Regions from separate parts of the Homo sapiens genome. Here region 2 is linked to region 1. A link is a loop called in an ENCODE intact Hi-C map of the cell type or tissue named here. Cell type or tissue: endothelial cell of umbilical vein. All regions are shown on one strand.

The links. Hi-C counts contacts between places; a loop is a spot of excess contacts. Peaks named below come from ENCODE experiments on the same cell type or tissue, not always from the same donor. Only the 100,000 strongest peaks of a DNase experiment are listed, where the experiment ranks them.
Region 2: it touches region 1 in a loop (2.6-fold over the local background); 3 of 110 quality-filtered maps call a loop at or near these places.

Annotation. Positions count from the first base shown.
Region 1 is chr17:55,579,742-55,587,741 of GRCh38, reverse strand. It overlaps LOC102724732 (a long non-coding RNA gene), which reads left to right. Exons shown (of 3, transcript XR_429997.4): 2 at 3,219-3,322; 3 at 6,940-7,172. Among named protein-coding and RNA genes, the nearest start is that of SMIM36, 72 kb to the right of the region's middle. In endothelial cell of umbilical vein, no CTCF peak of the experiment used is centred here; a DNase peak (open chromatin) is centred at 3,381.
Region 2 is chr17:55,759,593-55,767,592 of GRCh38, reverse strand. PCTP (phosphatidylcholine transfer protein) reads right to left here. Exons shown (of 6, transcript NM_021213.4): 2 at 141-258. Among named protein-coding and RNA genes, the nearest start is that of PCTP, 13 kb to the right of the region's middle. RefSeq lists a silencer at 3,391-3,685. In endothelial cell of umbilical vein, no CTCF peak of the experiment used is centred here; DNase peaks (open chromatin) are centred at 3,542 and 6,382; H3K27ac peaks cover 1,311 bases.

The sequences.
Region 1 (8,000 bases):
GGGAGCGGAGCACATTACTCTGAGACACTCCGTCTGTGACGTCAATCACTGCTGGGTTTGGACAGAGGCTCTCTCTTGTGCAGCAGTCAGGGACCCATTAACTTTGCCCAGTGCCTGAGTGTTTATGTGGAAAATGTGAGGCCAGGAAGTCTCTCCTAATTATGATTTGGAGGTTGTCAAGCAGCTATTCTTTAGTAATTGGTTTCTGTCTTTTCTACCTTCCCAGCACCACTCAGTTTCTATTTTCTCTTTTGTTCTAGCCCTATTTCTCTCTTTCTCCTTCTCATCTGCTCTTAAAAAAAAAAAAAATCCATTATAGACCTTGGTGATTGCCTCCACTCTTCTCCTCTCCATGGCTGCAGGCCCAGCTGGGAAGTGAATTTTCAGAGCACATAGTCACATATAACATAGTGAGTGTCTGATTATCGATTACTTTCTTTTTCAAACTTCTGGGAGCAAGCCATACTCTACACAGGCACCAGCATGGCCACTCTCCACTGCCAAGTCATAAAGAGACAGGAAATTGGGCCAGCACCATCTCTTACCCTCTCTGGTATCAACCAAATCTAAAGAAAAGGATGGCAGATGCCAAAATCTGTATGTAGGAAAGTGTTCTCAGCCCGTATTTTTCCTCCCTATTCTTACCTCTATCCTATCCCAACACACCCAAGGCCATTATCACATACTCAGATAATAACTTGGAGAACTAAAAACCTGCATCTTGTCACTACCATTATTCTATGTTCTTCTGGGCCAGTGTGAGACACCCCAGTGCTCCACTGCCAACTCCAAGGGAAAAAATTGTTAACATCCCCTTATAACAAGTGATCATCTATATACAGATGACCCACTTTAAGAATGACTGACGATTGACAGTGCAGTTTAAGTTCAAGTCTACCTTTATGTTTGCTCAGCTACTTTCCCCACCACCCATTGATCAGCCTCCTCCTCACTAAGTGCTGCTGGGAAGCCTGAGAAAGGCAGAGAAGAGTAAAAACACTTGGAAAACACAAACAAAATTTAATGATAAAAATTTAATGATGCCAGCATCAACCAAGCAAGAACTGAAAGGCAAATAAGAAAGAGAGAGAGAGAGAAATATGTATATATTATTATTCATATTTCTATATATATACAATATACATTCATATATACAATATACATATATAGTATGTATATATACACATACATATACACACATGTATATATACACATACATATACACACACTATATATGTATATATACACACAATATATATGTATATTTATATATATGCACACACACTATATATCAGAGAGAGTGAGAGGTCTATACAGATACCAATATGGTTTGGCTGTATCCCACCCAAATCTCATACTGAATTATAATCCCCGTAATCCCCACATGTCAAAGGAGGGGCCTGGTGGGAGGTGATTGGATAATGGGAGCAGTTTCCCCCATGCTGTTCGCATGATAGTGAGTGAGTTCTCATGAGATCTGATGGTTTTATAAGGCAGTTTTCCCTGCTCTGGCTGGCTCTTCTCTCCTGCTGCCATGTGAAAAAGGTCCTTACTTCCCCTTCACCTTCCACCATGATTGTAAGTTTCCTGAGGCCTTCCCAGCCATGTGGAACTGAGTCAATTAAACCTATTTCCTTTATAAACTACCCAGTTTCAGGTAGTATCTTTACAGAAGTATGAAAACAGACTAATGCAGATATTTATTACCTAATTTTTAATTTATATTTTATTGATGTAAATGTTACATTTGATAATGTACACGTATCTTCAATAAACACCTTGGTAAATTTCCGTGCATGTGCACACACATGTGTATGTGTGTATGAATTAAACAAAGCTGTTTATCTATCTGTCTATCTAACTATAAAGCTTCCTTCATAACCTGCTCAATCAATACCCACCACTGGAGGGAACCACTATGCTGACTTCTGTCATCATGGATTAGTTTTGTCTGTCTTTGTCATCATATACATTGAATCATACAGTATGTACTCTTTTTGCCATCTGGCATCTTTTGGCCAATATAATATTTGTGAGATTTCCTCTTTGTTACATTTAACAAGATCTCTTTCATTGCTGTGTAGTATTCCATTATATGAATATACCACAATTTATCCATTCCACTGTTCAATCACTTAATTTTGAAAATATTATTAGTTCTTTAGGACAACCTGGCCTACTCATCTCCTTCAGTCAGGTACTAACTACACTACAGTAGACTCTACACCAGTGGTTTACAACCTCAGTTGTATGTTGGCATCATTTGAATACATTTTTACATTACTGTGGCTTTTAACTGTAGCTAGATGCTCATGGGGATCACGGAAACCTCTGTGAGAAGACATATCTCCCAAGAATTCCTATAATAATTCAAAGATTTATTTATTTTGATTTGGATTAGAGAATTTAAAATGTAATTATTTTATTTACATTTTATATAAATATATTTTATAGAAAATGTATTTATTTTATTTGTAATTAATTTATTGAATTATTCTGTGCTTATGTAGCATGATGTGGAGATGATGATGATGATGATGACATACATTACATGTTCATGCTTCCTGTACACCAGGCACTGTGCTAAGCACCATACACTTGCACTCTCTAGGTGGCTCACTATTGAAATCCCAGTACCTTGCACTATGGCTGGCACATAGCAGGTGTTCAAAATTTACTACGTAAGCAAATTTAAGTTGATCTCCACAACAACCTTTTGAAATGAGTTTCATTCTCTCTATTTTAAGAAGAAGAAAATTAAATGTCAGAAATTTAAAAACTTACCTGAAGTTACTGAGCACAAACATGGGGAAAAGTAGGAATCAAATCCAGGTTTTCACCATTCTACTAGTGTATCCTTGCATAAGGCCTAAAGATATGGCCTTTCTGGTAAGGTAGGAATAGGAGGAGAGCAGTGTTGATCCCAGATCAGAATTTGGATGACCTGGGTGGAATCTGAAAGAAATTTAGATACGAGGAAAAAGTGGGGTGCTTGTTTTCAATAACAATTGACTATGGGCAAGGCACCTTGCTCACTGGAGTGGGAAGGGTGAGGATATCTATTAATTTTCAACAACCTCTATAAGTTTGTTTTATTATCTCCACTTTATAGGTGAGGAAACTAAGGCTTCAGGACATTAAATATTATACAATACAAGGCCATGAGTTCACAAAAGTTGTGTAAGCACAGTTCTGAACTAGGTCTATCACATTTCCAGGTCCATGCTCTTTCTACTGCATCCTGCTGACAAGAAGGGAAAGTGTGGGAACTGATGGAGGTTCAGCAGGCTCTGTTGTCAGCCCAACAAAAGCACCAAAGAAGGTAGGAGGAAAATAGAAATTGAAATAATACATAAAGTTACAGCTTTTGTTTACTGAACACTTATGATATGCTAGAGAATGTACTAGGATTTTTCATGCGTTATCTAATTAATCTTCACAACAATCTCTGAGGAAGGAAGTATTTTTATTCCCGCATTATAGATGAGTCACTGAGAGTTAGAGAGGTCAAATCACTTACACAATCACTGTTACTAAACAGCCAAGCCAAGATTAGAAGTCAACCATTTGGCACCCAATTGCACACTCTTAACCCCTATGCTACCTGGACTCTTGAGGCAGAGATTGGGTAGAAGCAAAGCACCTACCCATGTGGGTAGAAGCAAAGCACCAGGAGAAGTTCCAGGAAGCTGTGGTATACCAGATCTAAGAGAACTCTAGGTCCAAGGCCAATCCATGGCATGGAGGTTAAATCTGTAGACCTGTGGTCATGACCTAAAGGTGATAGGTGAACCTAGGGACCAAACAGTGTATTTCCAGGGATCAAGATGGTTGAAAATGAAATATAAACAGTATGAATACGTTTTCAAGAATAGATAATGACCTTAAAAGTTGCAATTAGGTGAGGTTCCAGCTCCCTGGTTCTCCCAAACAAAAGAAAATCAGGAATAAGTTAAAGAATGTTTTAAGCCTAAACCAATATATTGATTGTTGTGAGATGCTGAACTGAGGACACTCCTTTAGGCCACCTAATAGAAGTGGTGAGATATCCTTGTGTTCATCACCTGTGCTTCTCAGACTTAACAATTTGCACTTAAAAATGTCAGCCTTACCTCAGCTCGACTATCTACTAAGACATGTGTATTTGTAATAGGCAACCTTAAATAGCTACATTCCAGACACTTCGTGGGGTTTATAATCTTGGAGAAGATAGTCTTGTGGAGTACTCTGCTGCCAAATACCTACCAAAAGCCTATCAGAGCAAAACAAAATTTGAGAATTATTTTTAGAAATAAAAACAGAATCTTTAATTAATCTGATTATAAAAATAACACATTTACTGCATGCATACAATCCCCGTGCCAGCTGTGGTCTCCTGTATTTTAAGATTAAAAAAAGATTGTATGAACCCCTTCTTTTTGCCTTGAGGTAAAATCCATTATCTTCCCCGTGATTTCAATGAAATACTACAAGGTTTACATGCCTGTAATCACCAATGGATCTGTCTTCTGGCTTTCTCTGAATCTTTGTTCTTTACTGTGCCTTACTCTAATTCCAGTCTGGTGTTGATCTACATGCAAAAATCAGTTACATTCTTCTTGTACAAGTTCTTGGTGTGTGCAACAGACTATAATAAACAGACATGGCAGCAATGCAAATAACTAAAATCCACCACATCACTGAGTCATACTCATTTCTCCTTTCTCTTGCTCCCACCCTCAAATTTTCTCTACTCTTCTTCCACCCTCAAATTCCTTTGCATTTCCAATGCACAGTGAGTTAGTTGTCTCTTGCGCGATTTTGTATCTTGCTAACCCAAGTCCTCGGTGCCACACTTTCTTCTCCTAGCAGCTTATAAAGGTATTTTATGAAAGAAATACAACACTTTTTTAAAGATGAAATCTAGTGCCTGCCAGTATGATTTTTTAACCTCACTGTTAGAGCTATGCATTGTTAATCTCCAAGAAAGGAATCACATGTGGCTATTTGCAAATATTTGAACTTTTGTTTCCTTAGCGCATCCTTCAGCCCTAATTACCATGGAAAACACTGGAAAATGCTGGATGAATCCCATTAGTAAATAAAACAAAAACCCTAGAAAGAAACAGTTTTATAACAGTGGTATCCTATATCTCATGACCAGTCCCTTAGACAATAGGAAATTTGTTCACACTCAGTAGCATAGCCAAGGGACAAAAGCATTGAGAAAAATCAAAGGCACTATCACCTCTCTAAAAGTAAAATACTTAGAAAGGAAACATTCTTCCAAGCCATAATACAATGAGTATGACCTAGGTAAAATATCCTTTTCCTACTGGCTGTGATCTACTCAGTCTTAAAATTCTGGGAAGGTGATTTTCTTAATGAAGTCATCATAGAATTCTCTACTTCAGAAAGGTTAAGTGCTATAATTTCTTACCTCTACACTCCTGTAGTGCATTACTCATACAGCTAGCAGGGCCCTTAATGAATTGCAGTATTGTTCATTATCTGTTCCTCTTCTGCGCTCCTAACTAGATGGAGAGTTCCCTGATGTCAGGGAATGTGGTACTGCACTTCTCAATTGACATGAATGAAAATGAAATTATTATTTGGATTGTCCAGTTAAATGAAAGTATAGAAACTACTTTTACAGGCCGGGCGCGGTGGTTCACACCTGTAATCCCAGTCTTTGGGAGGCTGAGGCAGGTGGATCACCTGAGGTTAGGAGTTCAAGACCACCCTGACCAAAATAGTGAAACCCCATCTCTACTAAAAATACAAAAAATAAAATAAATTAGCTGGGCATGGTGGCACATGCCTGTAGTCCCATCTACTCATGAGTCTGAGGCAGCAGAATCTCTTGAACCCAGGAAGCAGAGATTGCAGTGAGCCAAGATCATGCCACCGCACTCCAGCCTGGGTGACCGAGCAAGATTATGAGAAAGAAAGAAAGAGAGAAAGTGAGAAAGGGAGGAAGGAAGGAAGGAAGGAAGGAAGGAAGGAAAGAAGGAAGGAAGGAAGGAAATTTTACAATAAGTAAAAAAATGTTTAAAACTTTCAGCTGCCTAGAAATCTCCACATCTTTTCAGTTTCCCATAAACTTTCAGTAAGCTTTTTTGAGGACTCAAAAAATTCAGCAATTAACTTCTTTAGCTTAAAAATGACAAGATAAAGTCCAAGTGGAAATAAAAAAGAAAAACTTGAACTTTCAAACATTCAACTATAAGCCAAAGGAAATATAGTTAGCAACAGATCAAATAAAAATAAGAGCAAGAGGAAGAAGTTGGAAATGCTAAATTATACCATTTTTAATTATTTCAAAGTTTAATTTTGCTAAATGCATACAGATATCATAGGTATAAATTTAGTAAACTAATAGGAGAAATTGAACAGACATTTTGAATAGCGGAATATTAATAATTAATGTAAAACACATATAACCAATAGCATATATTTTTTCATTGTTTAGAGAAGATAAATTATTTTCAGACTTCCAGAAAAAGTTTGGATTACACAAACTAAAATATTTTAAAATAAAGAAAAAATTATGAAACAATAGTTAAAAGAACAAATGAATGGAGTGTTAAGATTATGTAAAGGATTTATCATAAAAATTAGTAGTAGTCATATATTAAGAATTAAACACAAGCTCCAAATCAGCAAAATGCCCATATTAATAACAGAAAAAATGAAATACCCATATACCCATAGCAAAAATGACAAAAACAAAGTCATTTACTTAAAATATGTGGGGAAATCTCAGCTCTCTACATTTACTGGAGATGCAAATCAAACTTGTAAAAAGGTATCACTTTCAAAATTGGTGGATGGAGCAATGAAATGACAGTTTCATAGTCATAATAATAAGTCACAATAAATAGTTTAATGTGGCTGTTGTACAGAGGGCAGAGTGGCGGAAATGGTACTAATACTTTCTGTTTTTCCTCTCTTCCTAAGTTTCCTGGCTGACATTTTACTACATCATCACGTACGGCGAACTGGATTGTGAATGCCCTTAGATGCCATTGGAAGGGATTTAGATTTCACTTTCTAAGTAGGCAATGCGAGTCCATTCAGAGATTGTGAAGTGGAAGAATATCATGATCAGATCTGTGTGGCTGATGAATAGAGACAAATCTGATGTCTGGGGTTATATTATTGAGATTCAATAAATGCTAATTCTATACTTACTTATTGAGTGCCTAATATGTGCAAAACTTCATGCTGAGGAATAAAGCATAAAGAAAATAGATGAAGTTCCAATCCTCATGAATCGTCTTGTCCAGTGGGGTCATTACTGTAGTCCATAAAAAAGATTAATTAAATCAGATGAGAAACCTGAGAATCAAAGAATACTTGGCCTAACCATAGTGCCAGTGATTATTTTATGCAATCCTCTCACATTTACAGAAAATAAAGACGCAGCTAAGAAAGAATCACAGTTCTAACTTGAGTTTAGCGGCTGCATATTTGGATATGGGCTATAATTTCAGATAATTTCAGACTTGGGAATCTGTGATACAGAAATTTAGGCATGAACCTTAAACAAAGTATTCCCATGAATTATAGTTGCTCAGTGGTATTTATCTTATCAGAATTTCTCATCAGTGAGGAATAATATGCAAGATACAACAAAGAGCAATTTTGAAAAGGCACGCAATGGTGCTACTTTTTACCTTAAATTTACATAAAAATACACAGGCTGGGCACAGTGGCTCACACCTGTAATCCCAGCGCTTTGGGAGGCCGAGGCAAGTGGATCACTTGAGGTCAGGAGTTCAAGAACAGCCTGGCCAACATGGTGAAATCCTATATCTACTAAAAATATAAAAATTAGCCAGGGGTGGTGGTGTGCACCTGTAATCCCAGCTATTTGGGAGGCTGAGGCAGGAGAATCACTTGAACCTGGAGGCAGAGGTTGCAGTGAGCTGAGATCGCACCACTGCACTCCAGCCTGGGCAACAGAGCAAGACCCTGTCTCAAAAAAAAAAGGACAGATAAATGTAGATATAGATATA
Region 2 (8,000 bases), 180 kb before region 1:
CTCAGGAGGCTGAGGCAGGAGAATCGCTTGAACCCAGGAGGCGGAGATTGCGGTGAGCTGAGATCCTACCTTTGCACTTCACCCTGGGCTACAAAAGTGAAAGTACGTCTAAAAAAAAAAGAAAAGCAAGCATCACTCACCTTTAACATACTGGTCCCATTGTTTTCTGTAATCTGAGTCCATATAGATGTCTGCCAGTAGAGTTGGTGAGCAGTCCTCCAGAACACCAAAGACTTTATACTCATAAAGTCCAGTCTTCTATAAAAACAGAACAGGTAGAAATGTCTATTGGTTCCCAAGTTGAGAGAAAGCTGCATTCCACATAATTAAACTAAAGAGCTTCTGCACAGCAAAAGAAACTACCATCAGAGTGAACAGGCAACCTACAAAATGGGAGAAAATTTTCACAACCTACTCATCTGACAAAGGGCTAATATCCAGAATCTACAATGAACTCCAACAAATTTACAAGAAAAAAACAAACAACCCCATCAAAAAGTGGGTGAAGGACAAGAACAGATACTTCTCAAAAGAAGACATTTATGCAGCCAAAAAACACATGAAAAAATGCTCACCATCACTGGCCATCAGAGAAATGCAAATCAAAACCACAATGAGATACCATCTCACACCAGTTAGAATGGCAATCATTAAAAAGTCAGGAAAAAACAGGTGCTGGAGAGGATGTGGAGAAATAAGAATACTTTTACACTGTTGGTGGGATTGTAAACTAGTTCAACCATTGTGGAAGTCAGTGTGGCGATTCCTCAGGGATCTAGAACTAGAAATACCATTTGACCCAGCCATCCCATTACTGGGTATATACCCAAAGGACTATAAATCATGCTGCTATAAAGACACATGCACACATATGTTTACTGCGGCTCTATTCACAATAGCAAAGACTTGGAACCAACCCAAATGTCCAACAATGATAGACTGGATTAAGAAAATGTGACACATATACACCATGGAATACTATGCAGCCATAAAAAATGACGAGTTCATGTCCTTTGTAGGGACATGGATGAAATTGGAAATCATCATTCTCAGTAAACTATCACAAGAACAAAAAACCAAACACCACATATTCTCACTCATAGGTGGGAATTGAACAATGAGAACACATGGACACAGGAAGGGGAACATTACACTCTGGGGACTGTTGTGGGGTGGGGGGAGGGGGGAGGGATAGCATTAGGAGATATATCTAATGCTAAATGACGAGTTAATGGGTGCAGCACACCAGCATGGCACATGTATACATATGTAACTAACCTGCACATTGTGCACATGTACCCTAAAACTTAAAGTATAATAAAAAAAAAAAAAAAGAAAAGCAGCTGATGACGACGTTCATGCCACACCAAACACTGACCTCCTCTGTGGTCTTGGTGACACAATGATAAAAAAGCAGGTGCAGGCCCTGCTCTCAGAGATCTTAAATTCAGGTAGGCAGCAGTGCTAGAGATAGCTATAAGTGCCATCTAGGTAATTTAAATAGGGTAAGAAGAGTTGTGTGATAAATGATGCCTTGCAAGGGCGGGGATGGGGAGGACATCTATGTAATCAGGTGATCAGGAAAGGCCTCTATGAGAGTTAACATTTATCAGAGCATCTTGTTCCAAATGTTGGAAGAAGCCAGCCATAGGAAGATAGGAAAAGCCCGTTCCTGGTAGAAGGAAGGTCCTCAGATTGGTGGGCTGGCATCTTTAAAGAACCTGGGGTCTGGAGAACTCTGGATAAAAGAGAGAGTGGCAGGAGCTGAGGTTAGAGAGTTTGTCAGGGCTGGACCCCAAGGACTTTGTAAACCAGGGTAAGAGGTAAAGATTTTATTCTCATTGCTATGGAAAACTAATGGATGGCTTTAAACAGAGGGATGACCAGATCTGATTCGTAATTCAGTTTAAGAATGACGCAATCAAATTAATTTTTTAAAGGTGATTCTTGCTGCTTGGTAGAAAATAGATCATCAGAGAACAAGGAGATGGGTGAGAAGACCAGTGCAATAGTTCAGATAAGAAATGATGGTGATTTGAACAGGGAAGTAACAACAGTGATGGCGAGGAGTCAGTGATTTAAGGATATATTTTGGAGGTAAAGTAAAAAGGAATTCCTGATAGATCCTGGGGAAAGGGAAAGCAAAGAATCAAGGATAACTTTCATAACCCAAGTTGGGCAGATGGGAATGCCATCTTCTAAGACAGAAAAAAAACTTGGAGAAGAGGTGATTGGTGGGCTTTTGGGGTAATTAAGAGTTCTCTTTTGAACAAGTTGAGTTTAAGATGTTTATTAAGCATCCAAGTAAGGGTGTCACATAGGCAGCTACAGTTCTCGAGAGAGGTTATATTTTAAATAGCCATGTGGCATAGTGAAACCCAACACATTGTTTTATCAATTCCAAGACAGAATTTTTCAACAACTGCTTCTTTTTGATTCTGTATAAAAGACTGAAAATGAAAAACAAAAGAAATCTGCTTCAAATCATATAAGTTCCTTTGATTTGGGAAAAGGCCTTTCTAGATTCCAAAGTACAAGAGAGTTCCCTTGTTTCCTTGGTAAGCCATATTCTTGTCCATGAGGGTCCTGGCCTAGAGTTGCCCCATCACACATTTCACTCTCTGTACGGTGGCAATTTACAATTCCTGACCCTCAGCTTTGCCTAAAGGCTCTATTATTAAAATTAAAGCAATGGCTATTAGATTAATTTCAACACAAAGGCAAAGAAACAAATGAACGAACATAAACTTTTGGATGAACTCTTGCATCCATGTGCTAAGGCCGTGTTACTGGTTAATCATGCATGAATGAAGCCCTCTCTGTAAACACTGTGCCATGGCCTGAGGGGAAGTCAAGGAATAAACATGCTGAATCTTTCTAGAGATCCTGAAGCTTTAAGGGTCTTCTAGCTTGGGTGGTATAACCTAGGGATAAATACATCCCGGTTTAGGAATCTCAGATGTATGTGAAAGTACCTGGCAAAAAATGAATGTAAAATTGAAAATGAATCCATAAGAATCTTCCAGCTCTAAAAGCATGTGATTTTATACCAAGAATTTCCAACCAGCAAATATCAAACTAGTCTATCTGAACCCCTTATGTGCCATGCCATGGATGCCCCAGTAGAAGGGCAGACCTCAGGGTCTGATGAGAGATGTCAGGAAGATAAACATCTTCTCTCTCTTGCCCCCTCCCCTCACACACACAATTGAACTTAGTAAGGATTTATACATACCCACACATTTACACTCATACACACTTGTTTTCATCATAGGCTTTGGAAGGGAGACAAATAGCAATTATTCAAGAAAACTGAGGCCTTGTTTTCCACACATTCTAAGCAACAAGAATTCTTATGTGTTAAGATAATGACCTCCCCAACCTTTAAATAAGTTAGCATTGGATATCTGCATAAATTAAAACACACTGTTCCCTTACACTGGTTCTCTTCTTCTCCTGAATGTAGTTACAACCCATAGTGACTTCCATCCTGTTATATGGCACAGACAATGAGAACAGGAAGTTCTCAAGGAAGAGAAAAATAGAACAACCATAATTTGCGTGAGTACAGAAGAATGAACGATTGCGACAACTTCCTTTAAACATTCCCTTCGAGGCAGAACTGAGCAATGCCAGAGCTCCAGAGGAACCAAATGCTCCATAACACGGCAACACCTTTCCTACTTCATCAATACAATGTCCAAGCGCTGAACAGCCTGGTCCACATTCTTGAATCAAAGCATTTTCTCACCCATTATTTCTTTTTAAAAAGGATCTCAGCAACCACACTCATTTTTACTTCATATTTTAAAAAATAGTTTTTTATAATTAAAAAGTTTATAAAAATGACAAAAAGAATTTTTAAAAGGTGACATGTAACCCCATAATCCAAAAATATCTACTGATAATATTTGACATATTTCCTTTAAGTAAATAAATACATCTGTACATTATCAAACGGGAATCACATGGTATAAATAGTTTGTATTCTTATTTTTAACTAAATATTATACTGAGGTTATGAAGACTCCATACCTAACTCAATTATTCTCCAAAAAAATTTGTTTCCAAATATTTTTATGAAAAAAAATTTCCAGAATATTTATGTTTGTATAGAATAATTGGTCCATAATTCTATTTTTTTTTTTACTACAAATGTTTTCTTACAGATAAATTTTAGGATAAGTAGATTAACATTTTAAGGCTCTTTATACTTTTTACAAACCTTGCAGAACGTGTGCACCAAGTGTGTACTCTCACCAGTTCCTCTCACCAGTTCCAAAGGAGCATCTCACCAGCGTTGGGCACCATTGTTTATACAAACAATTTGATATGAAAAAGCAAAACTTATTTGGCAAAACTTTTATTGCTACTATAATAAGATCTGATGTGTAAGATCTCTTAAAATTAGAGATATAAATCTTTTGCAATATCGGTTTTATTTTTCCAAGCTTACTAACATTTGAATAAATGACTCCAAAGAAGCTTACTCAAGAGATTCTTGGCTTTTCCTGAAGCTCCTCCAGAAAACCACCTCTAACAGTGGCTCAATTTCCTTATCTAGACTAAAATATAATGGATACTTTTCTAATGCTCCAGTTATAAGACATTTAGTTTCCTACAATTCAAATAGTAAAAGGATTATGTTGGAAGTAGAGAATTAGCCAGTATCATGTACAGAATGCAACTGCCAGAAGAAACATAAGACTTGATGTGGTAAACACTCCTTCTCCTTATTAAGAGAACCCCGTGGCAATGTAAACAGCCAATAACTTCCCTGGTCTCCTCTGCAGGGAGAGGTAGCCGTGTGACTTATCCCTGTTTTAAATGTGGACATGATGGTTGGAACTGCTGCAACTATCCTATGACCAAGAGGCAATCAACATGAGAAACAGAGTAGAAAGACTCAGAGGGTTGCTGGCATCACTGAATGCTAAATCAATGACAGCAAACTCTACCAATAGGTAGAACTCTGACCTATTTATTAGGTGAGATAAACATGCCTCTGTTTGTCATTGATTGTCCAATTTTCTATTACTTGTAGCTAAAAACAATCCTAATTGACATAGTGGTCCTTATCAACAATGCTGAATTTTATTTGAACCCTGTCATCCTAGATTACAGTGAAGGTTAAGAAATCCCCTACCTTTTGTGTTTCATAAAGTTTACTGTGAAGATCCACTACCCTTCCCCATATGACTTAGATAAGACTCACGGATGCCCCCGTTTACCTATGACAAGGCCAGACACAGACCCTCCAGATTTCCCTTTCTTTGTCTTATAAATGATTAGCTAAGCTGCCCACCCCCACTGATCAACCAGAACAAAATGCTTGTTAACCCAACTGGTTGAACTTTTCTCCTTCCTCCAGGCCCCTGAACTTTGGCCCATCCTAAACCTGAGCCAGCATACAGTCCCTCCTGAAAACAGGCTGGGCTCAGGGAAAAGTATTCTCTGATCTGCTATCCGATCATGCCATCCTTTCATCCCACATCCCCGCATATGGTTCTTTCTAACGTTCTTTGCTCCTCTTTATAAAAGAACGGCTCTGCAACTCCCAAGATGCCTGCAGAGCTTATCGGCAAAGCACTTTTCCTACTGTAATACTTCTTTCCCTAACTCCTTGAAATAATCCATTTGAATACAAGTCTCTCCTTACCAAGTCCAGATTTATTTTTAAAAATCTGACATCAAGGTAAAAAAGTAGACTGACAGAATAGTGCTGGTAAGACTTATGAATATTTACAAGAAATATAATTATACATAAATTCATTAAAACAGTACAGAAGTACATAAATGTTGCTAAAATGTACTGTCAAGGAAGAGATAATGGACACTTTAATGGATATTAAATTGAGATACAACATTTAGTTTTGCACAAATGCGTACAAGACCCTACATGCCATGTTATAAAAAGTACTGTCTCCTTTGAATAACTAACTCAGAAAAAATATATATAAATATATATAGAAATATTATTCTACATAAATATAATGTTATATATAGAATATATATTACATATATTTATATATTATATATTTTATATATAATACCAGCAGATATATATGTGTATATATAATGCCAGTAGGTATATATATTTTTATATATACCTGCTATAGTACATATAGTGAATACCAGCTGGTATTCACTATATCTTGATCCCAAGAAGAAACCAGGCAGAGGCTTCTACTTGACTGCAGACTGGATTCTGTTTCCCTTGATGATTTATTAACAATACAACAAAAGTCATGTATTTTGTATTTGAAGGAGTTTTCTAATCCCTTTGACCTGCTACAAATTCTTTCAATAATACTAGTCATTGTTTTTCTAAGCATGGTCCACTTTCCAACGTTTTATATTCATTCTCTCATGTAACAGCTAAGATAGCCCTGTGATGTAGATAGGGAAGTTGGTGTTATCTCTACCTTTACAGAAGGAAATGATGCTTAGAAAGGCCAACTTACTTGCCTAAGTCCTACAGCTAGTAACAGGACAGACAGAAAGAAATGGTGTGTCTTTGCACACTGGCCCCTTCTATTCCCTACAATGTCTCCTTATTTAGCTGTATTTTCTCTGCATGTCATTCCCAAATCATTGTTCCAGACCACAAACTAATGATAAAGATAAAGAAGACCCATCACACAGGATCTTAGAGCAGGAAGGGGTCTTAGCTTAGCTGTGTAATGTGAGTGACTTGCCAAGAGTCAGCTGATGACGCTGTTGGTGGCAAAGCCTGGATGGGAACCCTTTCCTTCCCTAAGCCAGTACTCCTGCTCCAGGCCACCCAGAACGGACCTCCCACTGAGATGCTCCCCTGAGTCCCTAAGCCTGGTGTGTTTGCCCAACAGGCCTCCAAAGGGCCAGAAGAAGTATTTTTTTTTAGATGCTGCTTCTGAAGGGTTCAGAAAGGAACCAGGAGAAAGGCAGGTATAGAGAAAGATGAATATTATCACTTTCAACAGATGAGGTACTGTGCCAAGTTTTTCCATATACTATTCCAAAGTGCTGTCTCATAAATCAGAAAAGCTAGTCAGAAAAGACAGTGTGGTGGTAATAGCATGGGCTCAGATTCACCGTCTGGGTAGAATCTAACCTCTTCCACTACTAACCTGCAAAATGGGTCTAATAAGTTTCTACTTCATGGAATGATTATGAGGATTAAACTAGATAATCCATCTAAAGTTCTATTATGTGGTGCACATAATAAGTACTTAGTAAATATTAGATATCATTCCCATTAATAAGGTAGGTTACTATTTCATTAACAAGGTAGGTACGATAATCTCCTTTTTCCAGATTAAAGAACTGGGATTCAGAACTGTAATGTACATTTTCAGGAAAACCAATATCTACAGTGAACCTGCTCTAAGCCAGGCTGGGCTTAATCATGAATACTTGCAATAATCCTGTGATGTAAGCATCATTAACTCCACTTTATAAGTGAAGAAATGGAGGCTGGAGACAGGGGAATGCATGGCCAGGAAATCTGTTACTGTTATCACTAATTTTTGAGATGCTATCGTGCTGGCTAACTTGTCGAAACATTAAACTGGTATATTTCTCAGCAATGGTGATTCAAATGCGTGAAAAAAAACATCTGTGCAATTTGTTTTCAATTATATTTACAAGGTTAAAGTATTCTGAGAAATATTATTGTCAACAGTACACTTATTTGTCCCAAACAGAATAAACTCTGAAAGAGATGCTATGCATTTACATATGAGATGTGTCAAAATGTCGTAATGTTTGCAAATGACACTTGCAATCCCCACACAGGAGTAATCTCCTGTAGATGTCCCATCACCCATCCAGGCCTGGAGAAAGGCACCACTCATTACCTCCAATTTATGGTGTTTATCTGAATTTACACCACTAACTACAAGGTGGTCTTGATAAATCACATATTCTCAAATCCTGTGAATGCACTCATGAGTGTGCATTGAGTTCTCTTTGCCTCTCACAGAAGCGCTCATTTCCATTCCTCAGAGGGACAGGAAACA